2 separate regions of the Homo sapiens genome follow, and region 1 is linked to region 2. Evidence: chromatin loops called from intact Hi-C (ENCODE). Cell type or tissue: sigmoid colon. All regions are shown on one strand.

Evidence for each region. A loop is a pair of places that touch in the nucleus more often than their neighbours do. Peaks named below come from ENCODE experiments on the same cell type or tissue, not always from the same donor. Only the 100,000 strongest peaks of a DNase experiment are listed, where the experiment ranks them.
Region 1: it touches region 2 in a loop (2.6-fold over the local background); 13 of 110 quality-filtered maps call a loop at or near these places.

Annotation. Positions count from the first base shown.
Region 1 is chr9:35,480,095-35,482,594 of GRCh38, reverse strand. It overlaps the pseudogene ATP8B5P. Among named protein-coding and RNA genes, the nearest start is that of RUSC2, 8.8 kb to the left of the region's middle. RefSeq lists a silencer at 432-666. In sigmoid colon, a CTCF peak has its summit at 1,039; a DNase peak (open chromatin) is centred at 1,024.
Region 2 is chr9:34,993,472-34,995,971 of GRCh38, reverse strand. The region is part of intron 3 of DNAJB5 (DnaJ heat shock protein family (Hsp40) member B5); the gene reads right to left. Among named protein-coding and RNA genes, the nearest start is that of DNAJB5, 5.0 kb to the right of the region's middle. RefSeq lists enhancers at 463-1,392, 2,323-2,500. In sigmoid colon, a CTCF peak has its summit at 1,368; DNase peaks (open chromatin) are centred at 515, 1,931 and 2,261; H3K4me3 peaks cover 1,165 bases; H3K27ac peaks cover 1,215 bases.

The DNA.
Region 1 (2,500 bases), 490 kb before region 2:
AGGAGATAGGGCCCAAAGTAAAATTCTTAGGTTCCATCTTCTTTTCCCTTCCCCATACTGTCTCTTGTCACCCCCTACCTCTACATATGCTTGTCTGGATTAAAACTTGCAAGAGATGGTGGGAGGCAGGCCTGAGGTTGCTTTTTTTTTCTTTTTCTTGAAATGCTGCAACTCTGGCAGATATCTGGGGGCTCTTTCCTTACCCCTCCTTGCCTTTCTGGGAATAGCCTTCTGGACAATTAAGAGGCTTAGTCCCTAGTGAGAATGAAGGAGCAGGTTTATGCTGGTTTCCCAGGGACTCTAATTCTTCCTAAGTTGCATGAGTACGAGGGAGGAAGAGCACTGACTGCCTCCTTTGGAATTTCCCTAGGGCCTCTATCTTTTTCAAAAAAAGGGTGTTTCTCTTGGACATCCTGGGCTTCACTATCTTGCCAGAAGTGATGAGGGCCCCAAAGCCTTGTTTATGGGAGAATGCATAGGCAGAACGTCGAGTGCTTGAGTGTTTCAGTTTGGTCCAGACTGGGGACTGCTGTGGAAGTCTCCTGCACTCTTGAATTCTGTCAAAAACCTATAGCCAGAGCATGGGGGATAGGGTTTTCATCCACAGAGGCAAAAGCAAAAGAAGGTCATGAATTATATCTGCGTAGATTTTCTGTTGCACTTACTTTGTCCATGCTGATAGGCCAGAATAGTGGTTTAAGAAATTGGTGCCCAATCACAGGCAACATACAGAGGACCACACTGAGGATAATGCTCAGCAGCATTTGCGGCTGGTTCAGAGAATTCCTGACCACACCTGTAAACAGTGAGCCAGGAGGGGAAAGGCTGAAACAGAGCCTGGAGGACCGGGGTAGGACCAGGGGTAGGAGTTACCAGCCAGAACGTAGACACCTCTCTAGTCCAAAGAAGGAAGTTACTGACTTGTAGTTAGTTTAGGCTCCTGAGAAATAATATAAATACAAAAGAATTGTAGTTGGGTCCTTTGTGCAGCCAAAGTCACTGTGAATCCATGTGCCTCTCTCTCCCTCTAAAGGCAGGGCAGGGTAGGGCAGGATAGGAGAGCAGGGGTAAGTTATGAGGGAATCCTAGAGCACTGGCTTGCATCCAAAAATGGGAAAGAAAGCTTTGGAGGAGGAAAAAACAAAAAAATAAAAATAAAAAAGGTAAAAAAAAAAAATTAAAAAAAGAAAAAAAAAGATTTGAAGGAGAAAAATAAGTTAGTGGCCTGACAAAAGGTGAGAGACAGCCAGGTGCGGTGGCTCACGCTTGTAATCCCAGCACTTTGGGAGCCCCAGGCCGGCAGATTGCTTGAGGCCGGGAGTTTGAGGCCACCCTGGCCAACATGGCAAAAACACGTCTCTACCAAAAATACAAAAAAATGAGCAGTGCATGGTGGTGCACAACTGTAGTCCCAGCTAGTGGGGAGGCTGAGGCACGAGAATCGCTTAAACCCAGGAGGCAGAGGTTGCAGTGAGCCAAGATTGCACCACTGCACTCCAGCCAAGGCGACAGAGGTAGAGCAACAGAGTCTCAAAAAATTAAAAATAAAAACAAAAAGATGGGAGCCAACTACATCTACATATCTACTCTCTATATTTTGTCTTCAGCAAAGTGGAGATGAGAGAGAGGGAAAAATTATGGGAGACAACAAGGCGATATGCCACAGCATAAAGGACATTGAACTGGAACCAGGAAACCTAGATTTAAGTCCTTTAATTAAAAAAAAACCCTCCGGTGTCTAAAATGGCTCTAAAAATTGTTGCACTGCCTACCTCTTAGGATGCTGATAAATAGCAAATCTCGTAAGACATTTGAAAATACCTTGGAAACTCAAATAAGGTAACTTATTTCCCTAGCTACATTTTGAGCCCTTTTAGGGCAGAGACCATGTCTTATTTATATCTCTAGCCTAGCACATAGTAATGGCTTCTCGGTAAACATTTATTAAATAAATATACCTGGTTCCCCACCCTCCGCCCACTGGGCAGGGCCTTACCTAGGAATTGGAAGACGTCAGGGAATACTAGACACAAGCCATCGCTGTACAGGAGGAATGACACCCAAAAGTAGAAACCCAGGCTACCCCAGATGACAACATGGTTTATCATTGTCCAGTAGGTTGTCCTCAGGGCGATCTGAAAAGTACCCTCTTATGGGACCTGTAACCTGGGACCTGTCAGCTACCTCCCCCCTCCAATTATGTAATGAAGGTTGCTCCCTTCCCACACTCTCACCCTCTATTCCTCCCACTCTTTCAGAGAGGCCCCCACCCAATCCCCTTACCCCCACCACCACTGGCCACACCTGCATTGCGACCACCCAGATCAAGGAGGTCTGCACCACCAGGGAGAAGGACTGGTAGTCGGAGATGTCCTTCCCATCATTTCGTTCTGCATTGTAAAGAGCCCCCATGGGGACAAAGAACAACACGAAGGAACTGTAGATCCCATGCATTAAACACTTCACAAATTCTTTCTTGTTGAAATAGAGGTTGTGCTGG
Region 2 (2,500 bases):
TTTTCCACATACTCATGGTCCAAAGATGTCTCAAAAAGCCTTGAATGACTAGCCTGGTGTCACATTACAAGTGATACTTGGTTCCCAAATCTTTGCTTATCTCCAAAGACATATAGGACAAGGGGCCATCAGACAGGATGTGACCACAGAGGGGGCTGGTAAGTGAACAGTCGCAAATAGGCTAGGGATCCAACCCGGGAGGAAGACCACTTTCACTCTGCTTCTAGCAGTGTTTCCTCTTTCCCTGGCCCCTGCTCAAACGGGAAATCAGGAAGCCTTAAAAAGTGGGAAAGCTCATTAGCTTGGAGATGAAGAGCTATTTTTCTAGAAAAAGTTTTTAAATGCTTTGTTCCCACACTCTGCTCGGTGTTACACAACTTTAGGGAGTGTCATTCACACATTGTACAGACATAGACTACAATGGGAATGGAGCTCCCTGGAGTTATACAACAGCAAACGCCATACCCCACACCTAATGTTGAGCAACCAAAATGCATGAATGGGCTGGCACATGGCAGTGGTGACCTTAGCTGCTCTCTCTGTCAGGTCCTGTCTAAGGGGCTCAGATTCCTGGAGGCAGCCTTCATGCACAGGAGGGGGTGCTGGCAGTAGTGGGGGATGTGGGGAGACGGTTCACACTGAGAACTGCTCCGGAATACAGAGACTATGGGTGGGGTCCAGGCTAGGAAAGAGACCCTTCTCTTTGAGGCCATTTATCTAGAATTTCAACTGATCATGGAGATCTGAGCCTAAATTAGCCTCTTATTTCCTGGGACCACAAGGGCAGATTTGAGTTTCACTAGAGAGGCCAAGTGGCAGACGGTTCAGGGACTTGTGGCAGCTGCCTCTTCACCCCTCCCCCAAGACCTAGGATCTCTCCTTTCCTTCTATCGAGGGGCTGATTATCAAGCGAGTTCAAGCAGCCTGGCAGAGCTCAGTGAGAGAGGGAGGGAGGCTGGACTGATGATGATGGGAAGGGGTAATTCTCTCTATAGGGATTTCTATTCTTCCACTACCACCCCCTTTTCAAGCTGGGAGCAACTTGTCCCTAGCTGGAGCTGCACACAGAGTCTGTGTGTATAACTGCTCTATAATAAATGGCTGCTGGGGATTGGGCAGGGTGGACAGAAATATAACCAACATTTCTAAGCTGCTTCTCCCTCCCCAGGCCATGGAGGTCCCCTTAAGGCCATGCCGCATCCTCAGGGGCCTTCCTGGGATGGGGTTCTGCATCAGAACCTGGTGTCTGGACCCCTTCACTTAGGCAGAAGGGGTGAAGTATCTCAAGGGAGCTCTCCCAGCTCCTGCCTTCTTTCTAAACAAAGGTGAGGCTGAATGGAGGAATGGGTGCAATTCCAAGACAGGTCACATGGTGGCATGGTGTCTGCACTGCTTCCCTCTTTTCCACTCCTATCCCTCCCATCCCTCCATGCCAGAGAGAAAAATGTCTTAGCTGAAAGAATACTGGGGGTTCCAGCCGGTATCTGGTGAATCTGGGAGTTGGCACGTCTAGGAGGTAGGCAGGAAGAATGGAAGGAACCGGCAGCATGGAGAATAGGAAAAGGGAGTTGGGAGGATGAGGGTTCACAGAGGGGCATGGAACACAAGGCCAGGAGGAGGGGAAGAAAATAACCTTCTTATCTACATATGATTAGCCCATTTAGTTTTGAGGATAGAAAGGGGAGGGTGAAGAGGAGGAGAATGTGAAAGAAAGGTGGATTCTGTTGGGGAGGAAGGACAGTTCTTCCCAGGAAGGAGAGTCCTCAGCGTGACAATGTCTCTTAATATAGCCTGACAGGTGCCTGTGGCTGGCGGGTGGCAGGCAGCCCTGAGGGGCAGGCCCAGAATTAGCAGCTACATCATGGCCGTGGGATGTGCTGGGAGGGGCCTCCCTCTCAGAGGCTTTATTTGGGCCTTTCCTGCCTCCCACCCCATGGCCACCAGCTACCCCAGGGAAGGGGGAAGATGCCAGCAGCAGTTCCCCGTCCACCCTTGGATCCCTGCCACTTCCTCTGGGAGGCAAAGCTCCACCTCTGTTCTGCTGGCCAGAAGCAGGCAGGGCCGGGGGAGAGAAGGGGAAAACCATTTCTGCTCAGAGCTCTGGTAGTTAATTCCCAGGCTGCTTAAGGGCCAGACTTTTATGCTGATGAATGTAAATGCTCTGTCCTCAGAGAGCCACACACTCCCTCTCCCCAACCTTCCTCATCAGCCAATGAAGCAGCGGAGACTTCAGGCAGGACTAATAAGGCTGGGAAGGAAAGAAGGGCGGGGAAGGCCTCTGGCTCTTGCTTCAGACCTCTCTAAGGCCTGAACCCGAGGAGGGAGGGGGCAGAGAGAGGCGGGGAGAACTAGGGTGAGCTGAGCTGGGTAGTGGGTGGGCTTCTCTCTTCTCTGGGTGACAGTGCTGGAAACCCTTGCTGCCCTCACCCCCTCCACAGCCTCCAGTTCCCCGCTACACAAACTGGTGCACCTGGGACCCCTACCAAGCGGAGGGGTCCGG